Regions from separate parts of the Homo sapiens genome. Here region 1 is linked to region 2. Evidence: chromatin loops called from intact Hi-C (ENCODE). Cell type or tissue: gastrocnemius medialis. All regions are shown on one strand. Each heading gives the region's core, and the rest is flanking DNA. Links, peaks and the distances in the headings are about the cores only. Region 1 has its middle 110 kb from the start of GPRIN3. Region 2 overlaps GPRIN3 (GPRIN family member 3).

The links. Peaks named below come from ENCODE experiments on the same cell type or tissue, not always from the same donor. Only the 100,000 strongest peaks of a DNase experiment are listed, where the experiment ranks them.
Region 1: a loop joins it to region 2, with 14 times the contacts of the local background. A loop is called at or near these places in 2 of 110 quality-filtered maps.

What each region holds. Positions count from the first base shown.
Region 1 is chr4:89,414,805-89,420,197 of GRCh38, reverse strand. No RefSeq gene overlaps it. Among named protein-coding and RNA genes, the nearest start is that of GPRIN3, 110 kb to the right of the region's middle. RefSeq lists enhancers at 184-708, 709-1,234. In gastrocnemius medialis, for the core only: no CTCF peak of the experiment used is centred there; no DNase peak of the experiment used is centred there; H3K27ac peaks cover 754 bases.
Region 2 is chr4:89,240,160-89,245,483 of GRCh38, reverse strand. It overlaps GPRIN3 (GPRIN family member 3), which reads left to right. Exons shown (of 2, transcript NM_198281.3): 2 at 1-5,324. Among named protein-coding and RNA genes, the nearest start is that of GPRIN3, 65 kb to the left of the region's middle. In gastrocnemius medialis, for the core only: no CTCF peak of the experiment used is centred there; no DNase peak of the experiment used is centred there.

The DNA.
Region 1 (5,393 bases), core at 100-5,099, 170 kb before region 2:
ATAGGCAACTCTGGACAATCACAGGCCTGACCCTGCAGGTTTGTAATATGTAGGAGCAGAGAAATCAGACTTTCTGCAGGAAAGCTGGATCTAAAAGTGAAAGGGAAGAGAAAGACAAAGGGGCACGCACCTTGAGGGGACAATATAAGACTGAAACGATGCATGGAATCAGAACATACTGAATAACATGTGTCCACCCTTCCTCCTTTCATCTTTCAGGAATGCTGGATTTCAAGGACAAGATTTTGTTGTGTTAAGCTGGATAGTGGATGGAAATACAAATAGGAGAACAAAGAGAGATTAAATTATTTTCTGCAAGGAAAATACTGGAAAGAATTTCTGGGAGTGCCACAAAAGAGCTAGAGCAGCCAAAAGAGGGGGAAAAAGTAGAGGGCTAAAGGGAACAGTGATAGAGACAAAAAGAAATGGTGAAGGGGTAACAGTGGCCACCTGGAGAAAAGAGAAATATATTTAAAGATGATCTTTAGGAAAATGTTCTGAGTTAAGTGTGAAGTGTACATATTTCTGTATCTCTGTGACACCTTCCACAAAATCTAAAATCCACATTATTATCCACAATGTCTTTGGAGAACATTTCCTTTTTTTTCCTTTTTCTCGGAGTCTCTTTCAGTGTGTGCGTGTGTGTGTGTGTGCGTGTGTTTTAGACACAGCAAGACCAGTGCTGAGTAACAGTGCCCTGCCCCAAGGAGACCCTGTTCAGGCGGAGGGATACAGATGTAAGATTTGGATGGTGAAACGGCAGGAGGTCAAAGGTGATATTCTTTCTACCTTTCTGCATTGGAAGAAAATAAACATCAGTGGAGACAGATGTTCCAAGCTGTAGTTAAGGGTGTAGGGGCAAAGCTATTGTTATGTAGAGATATTGAGTCACAGTAGAAGGAAAGTGAATCCTAAAAGCCTCTAACTTCATGTAAAAGGATTTAGATCATCTCTTAGAAGTTCACAGTATGATCAGGGGATTTTGAAAAGTCTGGAACAACTAACTTCTAAATTATTAGCAATTCAAAAAGAAGTCATCAGGGACTGAATTTTTAAAAGGCTTGCTGAGTAACAGTGAATATTCATCTGAAATTAGTGCAGAGTGATTTAGTGTCACTGTAGCTAAGATATCCCTCATTAGCACTAGCAACTCTAAAAAAAGAACTGAGAGAGTGATAACTTAAGATTAGCTGCAGGAAGGGATGGCAAAAAGGCTGGGGTATGGGTGAGTGCTATGGTCTGAATGTTTGTGGTCTCACAAAATTCCTGTTAAAACTTCATCCCCAGTGCAATAGTATTAAGAGGTAGGATCGTTGGGTGGTGATGAGGTCATGAGATGGAGCCCTTATGAACGAGATTAGTGCCCTTATAAAAGAGCCCAAGGGAGCTTCTTTACCCTTCCACCATGTGAGGACATAGCTAGAAGGGACCATCTATAAGGAGCAGGCCCTCGCCAGCCACTGAATCTGCTGGCATCTTGATTTTGGATTTCACAGCCTCCAGAAGTATGAGAAATAAATTTCTGTTGTTTATAAGTTACCCAGCATATGGTATTTTGTTATTAGCAGGCTGAACAGATTAAGAAGGCCTGCTCTACACTGGGGAGAAATGCACTGGAAAGGTTGTTCATTGGGTTTCTGCAGCATATCTGTTCACAATGAGAAGAAAGAGGATCTTATGAAGAGAACTTGCACCATTTCTTGTGACTTGTATTTATTACATATCAATAAACAGAATGCTTGGGGAAAATCAGTCAGGTACAAGTTTGGCTATCCTTAACTAAATTCTGAGCCCTATTTTTCCCTAAATCAATTGACTATTAAATGTCAGGCATATAGTTCTGTATCAACTTAGGAGATGGAGAGGGATGGGAGGTTGAAAATAGGAGCTAATTCTGAAACGGATTCCTCTGCTTCTGTTCCAGAGTAATTGTTGAATCTTCTTTCTGCTACTTTACAATAGACGTATTGATTAATACATCTTTTAATTTATTTAAAGTCGCATTGTTTAAATCTTGAGAAACATCTTGAAATGAAAAAAAATTCTGCTTATTCATTGCTATTGTTTAGCGTTCCAATTATCTATTGCTGTGTAGAAAACCACCATAAAGCTTAGTGGCTTAAAGTAAAAAGACTTATTTTATTCCCAAATCTGCAGTTTAAGCAGGATTAGGTAGTGATATCTTGGCCTCAACTAGAATGGCTCAAATGCAAGGATCTGGAAACATCAGATGATTTGCTCACTTCCATGTTTGACAGTCAGTATTAGCTGTTAGCCAGGACAATAGCTGGCTTGTCAACCAGAACATATACATGTGGGCCCTCCATGTGGCCTCTGCTTCCTCACAACATGGTGGCTGAATTCTAAGGGCAAGCTTCCCAAGAGTGAGAGAACCACGCAGACGCTGTACGACTTTTTCTGCCTGAACCTCACAAGCATTACTTTCACTGCATTTTATTCACAGGGGTGGTCAAAAAGGTCCACCCAAGGTCAAGAGAGAAGAGTAGAGAAACAGACACACTGTGTCACTCATACACATTCTTTTAATCTACGTGGTCACAAGGCCTTCCTAGTGTCAATGGGAAAGGAAATAGACTCTTCTTCTTGACAGAGGAATGGTAAAGTTCTAGAACACTTTGTCCTGGGAATATTGCTTTGGCCATTTTTGGAAAATACAGTTTGCCACATTTAGCAATCTGCTTTTCAAAAATAGTAAAGTATGAAAAGTAAGATCCAATTTCACTTAATTACAGAGGAAAGAAAATCTAAAAACTTTCTCAAATGGAAGCAGAGAAACGAGTATTATTACCTTTCTTCTGCAAACCACAAATTTCCTGAAGTTTTGCATCAATGGGAATTTTATTCTAGCAGTCAAATGTAGAGTTTGACCCTAGAATTTTATAAGCGCATCTCAGAGCACAATCTGAGGATATAAGTAAAATGTTCTTCTGTTTGAAGCCTATTTTAGAAATAAGAAAGAGATGAATCACTAAATAGCTTATGGTAATGTTTTTATTGATTCATGACTCACCACACGCTCCTACCATTCAGGCAAAAAATAATGTCTTCCTTGTAGGTGATTTGCTCTATTAGACCTCATGGGGAAAAAGAGTTCTTTGCTTTATATCTTACTCTGACAAGCAATGGTTTTTGTCCTGCTTTTGAAAAGTAACTAAGATGCTAACTTGGGAAAGTGCATTAACTTTTCAAGCTCTACCAATTCCATTTATGAAATTATATCTACTCATGCATTATCTTAAAGAGTTAATGCTCTTTATAATTATAAGGAAGTTACTGAGAAAACCTAGGCCTCCCAGTATACACGGGGTGCCATGAGAGACACCATAGATCCATTCTGGGAAGTTATGCTCAGGATTAGAAAGATGGGCCAGAAAACCTCTGAAGTGCCTAAGCATCTTTGCCCAGTATCAAAACCAGAGGATGACTACCTACATCTCAAAATGTCGTACTTTTATTCATACTATTTCCTCTCCACTGAGAGAAACCTACTCCCAGCTCAACCATCATCACTTTCAGGAATCCACTGAAAGCCTCTCCCTCCTTCTCCAAAATTATAATCACTGTAACTTTATCAGAATAATACCAACATCAGATTTAATTACTCATGTATCAAGCCAGCATAGTATTTTATATGCTGTCCCATTTTTTGTTTTGTTTTTCTTAGCACTTAGGCAACATATAGAATTAGCCTTTATTTTTCTCTCCCACTGCATATGTCTCTCTGGCACCCAAAATAAGGCTGGCCAGAAAGAACTGGGCTTTCCAATACTGGCCTCATGAAAGACTCATGTAGGGCACTCTTTAAAAATACCAATTCTAGAACTCACCCCAGACAAATGACCATTGATTAGGAAGAGAATCATTCTACATTAGCCGTTCTTGGAAATCAGACTTGCCCATGTCTGTTCACATAGAAATGTGCAAGAAAGATTATTACTAAAGCTTATGTGTGCTACTCTCAAACAAATGCTGGCAAGACTTAGGAGCACTCCTTCAGGGAATGTACTACTCCTAGCCCAAAATCAGTTGTGCGATAACAAGTGAATGCATAATACATCACACAGCAAGAATATAATATCATAGATAAATTAATATTTTTATATTTTAAGCACTCCATTTCAGACTTTCACATTTATTATAGAGAGTTCAAGCATTTTTCAATATTATTAATGATACATTTTTGACACAAGCATTTCAAATACTGGTCCTTCAAGCTTCCAAACCAATGTAATTGGAGGTATCTAATGTTTCAAAGTTACCTAATTTTTGTAAAGCAATGATCATTTACCCCTTTGTAACTACTTATTTTTAAGAATCCTGTATATGCAAGTTAAAATATATTCAATAAATTATATGTTAATACGGATAAAGTTCAGTAATTCTCATCTATAATCATAGAATTTATTAGCAAATTTGTCTGTAGTAAATCAGCTACATTGATTTTAGTAATTGAGTTTATATAAGTAAATACATGTTTGAATTTCCATATTACATTTATTAACAAAATACAACTTATTCATTTAATATATAAGTATTTCAGATAAGTCTTCTTAGAGGGTTAGAAGATTAAAATGCTTGAAAAAAACTTGAACATCCACTAATTTAAGAAACTGGAGTCAAATGTCTCAAATGTCTTTTGTCCTTTCCATCTTTATTACTAAAATTTTCTTCTGTTTAATATTATCTCTCATGTAAACCATTTTATTATGATTATATCATTTATAAGTATAATTATAATCCTTTAAGCACTCACTCAGTCTTCAGCATGACCACCACAATTTCTGCTTCTACTGCCACTAGAGTAATCTTTCTAAAACCTTAATGTAAGTATGTCACTACACTGATTAAAGCCTTTCAGTGTTTCTCGATTGCCTACAGGCAAAATCTGAACTCATTCATATGGCATTCAAGACCCTTCAAATTCCCTTTCTAGATTTTCCTCCCAGCATCTATCACAAATCCCATTGACCTTAGCCTCATAGGCCTCCCCCACTCACATTACTGTGATTGGCACTCAAGTGCTTTTATTCCTCCTCTTTCTTCCTTAGATCTACCTGGAGAATGCAAACTTACTTTTTGAAACCCTGTGGAAGTGCTACTTTCTCTGTGAAGCTTTCCTTGATCTTTCCTGAAACCATTTCATTTACACATCCATTTCCATGAACTCCTTAGGAACTGAGTCTAGACCATATTTAACTCAAGCTAGTACGGTAGCACCAAAAATTATACAAAGCTTAGTATACAGTGGGTGCTCAGTATTGGTTAAAGCAGTCAACATCATGATTCTCTAGTGTCTCTACAACCAGTCCTTATGATGAGGGATATTTAAAAATCAATTCTTAGCATAAAGTAAATTTAAATTTCAGTAATGA
Region 2 (5,324 bases), core at 1-5,000:
TTTGTAAACAGTTAAATGAAGCAGAGGCCTGAGAGAGTTGTTGGCATTTGTCTCACATTAAATACATTAAAATTGCTAGATTTGCTATTGTGGTTATGTCTATCAAAACTTTAAGAAAATTTGTTTAATGTACTGAGTTTAACTGATTTTCTTTGGTGCTGGGACCAAATTCTTCACTTCTACAACACTCAAGAGATTGTCACAAAATATTACAAAAATATTGTTTGTTTTGTGGCTCATTAAACCCTATATAACTAACAGCTTTTAAGGACATTAACAGAAATATATCTTCAGATGGATAAATAAGATAGGGACCTATTCAAGACAGCAGCATTTTTGTATTGTGATACCTCCCCTAAGTTACTCTCACAATAAAACCTTATTTGAGAATTTTCCTTCACTTCAATCTGTGACATAGCATTAGGCATTTAGTATACCTTATTTGTGAAACCTAAGGTTCATTCAACAGATGAAGCTGCAAAACAGTTTTCTTGGTAGACTCTTGGAACTTGCTCAGTTTTTTCCTTACTTTACCTGCATGACACACATTGGGTTGAAAGTTGTTTGGTTTTACCCTTCATTTCTCTTAGATATGATTTGGTTCTTTTTCATGCATTATATTTTTGAAATATATGGAGGAAATATTTTATTGAATCAAGAAATAGAAAATATTCCTTAAACCAGTAGTAAAAAGGTGAGTTAGAACTCCATGTCTGGAAGACAATTCAACATTTAAAATATTAAGATGCTATACCACTTAACAAGTGAATACTAAAATTTTTAATTTAAAGATTGATTGTTCTGTTTTTATGACCATGAGAAAAATGTGACAGCTTCAGCTGTCATATGTTTATCTTGAATGCTTTTCTAATTATGTATTTCTGGATTATTGACTTTGAATGCCACAGACCAACTACTTTACATAGAGTAAAATATTGATTAACCTTTGTGCTTTGGGTCACTGGCAAAAGTTGAACATCCTGATAAGTCAATGTTAACCAGAAACCTTTTTGTTCACGTCTGAAATTGAATATTTATAAAATGTGTTAGTATGTTTCCTGCCTTGATAAGTTCACCTATATTGAATGTAATTTGATCTTTGATAATTTTTTTTAATCTTGAGAATTCTCTGATACTGTTTTGAATACCAGTGTTCACCATGTTATAAAGTTAAACATAAAAATTGAAATAAATTGAACTAAATATGCATGTGTAACATATACCTTAGAGGTTGGATTTCAGAACCAAATTCATAATAGGAGCTTGCTGTCTTAAAGTAGAAAGCAGAAGAGGAAAATAGCATTTGTTTGTATTCTAGCATATTGAGGTTTCACTGTTCCTAGCTTATACTAATGTTTTTCCTCTCATTTCTGGGAATGCCTGTCATTCTGAGAATCCCTATATATAGCATACCAAGAACAGAGTATGATGTTACTTTAAAATGTGTTTACAGAGGATATATGCAAGTGTGCTGTTAATATAAATTGTTTGTCCTTTTCTGCATCCACTTTGTTACTGTTTTGCTGCCAAAATGTGTGAAATGTGTGTCTTCTCTTCCTCCTACATATTGTGCCAAGTGTTTAAAATTTTGTCTACTCCTAGTAACACATAATTAACCACATCCCTTGTCTACTTTTATGAATCAGTATAAAGAAAAACAATACATTAGGATAAGGTTTGCATATATGTATATGTGTTTTTATTGAAAACTGGGCACTTGTAGCCTTGTGTAGACCTCTACCTGCCTGATTTACTAATTATCTGTAATGCTGCCATGGAGATGATGCTGTTTACTCTCTCCTGCTTTGTTCTAAGTGGTGTTTGAGAAGTGAGGCCTGTGAATTTCCCTTTGTGGTAGAACAGTGAACTCAGCAGTATCTTGCATAAGTGAGCCGACTACCTTATTCCCACTCTGTTTTTGTGTACATGGTGAAATCAGAAGTCAAACATCCCCTTTAGTGTTTGTTATTTTACATATGTATCTGAGCATTTTGTTTTCTGTTAGCAATGCTTCCTGATGTTGTGCGTGGCCCTTTTTGGTTGATTCTCTCCAAATTCGGGTCAGCTGCTGCCACCTGGCAAATAACAGAGGATATGCTGAATCTCCTGTCCATCCTTGTAACGATATCCTTCTTAATGAAATTCTTCAACTGGCTGAGCAATTACAAATGTCATCTGTCCAGACACATGGGCTTAAGGATGTCTACAAAATTTTAGACATTTTTGCAAATGGGAAAAAAAATAGTCTTGTAAATACTGAAACAGATTTCCATGAACTTTATCCTACTCTTGGAAAGAAAACAATTCTCCTTGGCTGCAGAAATCAAATAAGCTGGGTTTGCAATGACCAAGGACATAAATGAAGATGGATTGAAGTGGAAAAATTCTGTCTCCCAAGTGATCAGTGACATCTGCCAGAGGTCATTACAGCTACTTTTAACTGTGAACAGTCACCAGCTAAACTACTCACTTGCCACAACAAAATAACCTCTCTCAAAATAAATCCAGTGCATCTGTATATATGTGTAGATAGCAGCAACAAACAATCCTGAAACATTATTTTTGGCTGTTAGGTAAGTAAACGTGATGATAATTATAAACAACATTCAAATAACCTTGGACCTTGGTGAAATGACTTGTGGTGGCCAGAATGGTGCAACAAGATGTTATTTGCAAGTTTTTTTAAGACACAAATATCTCAGATACTAATAATGAGAATAAAGACTGTTGAATATGAAATTAAAGCCAAGCAATAATGTGCCAAAAAGAGGCAGTTATACCAGCAAATGCATCTATTATGGGCACACCATTATATAATGATGGTTTGCTTTATGAAGACTGACTGTAACCCACAGGATAAAATAAGCAAAGGCATAGTTTCTGCTTTCTTCCTGGAAAAACTTGTTTAGAAGCTTCATAAAGAGGTACAGCACTAATGAGCATTAGTCAGGATACAGTTGGCATCTATGTTTTTATGTGAGCCCAGAGGGAAGAGGAGCCACTCAAAGTCTTGCTGGCTTAAAACTCAAGACAGCTGCAACCAGAAGTTTTGTTGAAATGGAGACTTTAAACTTATGGTAATTACTCTTTCTGGACACTAGCATGTAGAAAGCAATTCAGTTAACTCTGCCCAGAGGATTACCAGCTTTAGCTGTGAAAAAATGGGCTCCCGGATGTAAAATCACTAAAACATGAGATCTTGTATCCAAAGAGGCTTCAAATGATGCCTTACAGAAAACGATGCTCCAGATGGGCACTTCTAAATGCTAACTCTTCATCAAGTATCTTTCTGGATTCAAGCTCAAAATTAATTGGCTGCAAAATAGTAGGAATAAAAATCACATATTTTACACTTTAGAAAAGGATATTGATGATCAACCTGCATGGTGATAATTATGATGAGATACCCCAGTGATTTAATGATGTTAGAAAGAATTAAATGGGAGAGAATTGCTAACAGCTTTCTTGATCTCTTAACTATGGAGATGTCATTCATTTATTTCTGGGGTGAAAATTATAGCTTGCTTTTTGACATTGCTGCTAGTATTGTTCTTTGTTGCTTTAAAAATTGTCTCTCTTTAGAAAAACTCTTGAGCAGTTAAACAGTTTTTTTTCTGATTCATATCATTGCTTTTAATAACATGTAAAGGCTGTGTGTAGAGCAAACTATATAAAATGAGTAGAAAGGGCTTACTCATGTTAATTGGCATCCTTGATGATTTTAGTTGAGATTCCTTAACATTTATTTTAGATCACATCTTTACGTAACTTATTTTTCCTAATGTTTTCCATCGTGTCTTAAAATGATGCTGGTATATCAGGAGATTGCAGTATTATAGTCATACTCCCCAATCCCTAGAGGAGAGGAAAGACTAATTCTTGTTTTAAGGGCCCCTGGAGATACCTTTTATTAAGGTTGAAAAAGGTCAACACAGCCTGAAAATAAGAAAAATATATACTAGCAATTACTAATTTTCTAAATGTGTGTATCTCTGCTGTACTAATGTGTGAACAATATGTCGTGCATAATACTGTAGCTGGTCGTGGTATGTCAATACATTCTGTGAGTGTGTACAGTCTGAGTGATCAGTTTTCTATTTTTATGTGTAAAAAAAATAACTTGTCGTATCCCATTTAAAGGCCAATTTCTGTATTCAGGCAGGCATATGTACATACATGAATAAAGCCAACAAAAGTGTGCACATGTATTCAGTAACAGAATTTGTCCTTTTATTTTTGAAGGTCAGAAAGGGCTGTTTGATTTGTGTTTTTTTTTTATCATCTCCTTGAGTAGGTAACATAATTATCACAAAGGCTGAATATAGTAATCAGTACATTGGCATATTATTAAATATGCCAGGGCTAAGTAACCATGCCATTAGTCACAGGTAAGGTCAGTTCTTTGACCACTGGGATAATTTACATTCCTCACACATCCTCTCCGTGTTAAGTGTGTGACTAGGATGTACATACTATGGGTGTGATTGTGTACATACCTTGTATGAATTATCTAAATCCTCAAAGCAGTTGCAGGAAAGAAGGAAGATGAAACAGTTGTTCAAAAGCCTCAAAAGGGCTAATCAATATATATTTTTCATTTTCTACACATAAAAATGTAAATAGCTTATCCACATATATAGGCACACATAATACATTTTATTTATACTAGTATATTCAGATAAATCACAAATTAAAACCACTAATTGAAAGTTGCATATTTCCATGACTGCTCTGTTTTACAAATATTATTATTGAATGAGATGCCCCCCCAATTAATGGTGTTACTCCCTGGTAGCAGATTTTGTGCTTAGAAAACTCCAGCAACTGAAGCACAGACTGGTAACTGAGTAGCTACAGGGAATTAATGCTTCTCTTTAAGCACCTAATTTCATATCTGGAAATGGCAAACAGGGATGAAAATCGATTATGTTTTGGAGACTCCTTTTGGACATGTATCAGTGTGTTGATTTGCACAAACCAATAAAAGCCCTACATTTTTTGGAAATGGATCCCTAGATTTCAAGCATGTATAATCACTCAAAGTGGATATGATCACAGGCATTCTTCTCTTGAGCTCAGCAAAACTATGCCTACCAACACCGAAGAGAAGTCAAAGATTTAAATGAAAAAAAATTGCAGATGATGTTGGTGAGATAATAGGATATGAGCAATGAACCCTTGGGTGGGGTTCCAGGGCACTTAAATTGCCTCGTGTCTTGAGTTCCTTAAGATGGACTCAAACAAAAAATTAGTATTATCAATAACAGGTAATACTGTGTGGATTCTAACAACATTAGAATCATTAGCTGGCAAGTGTCAACTCT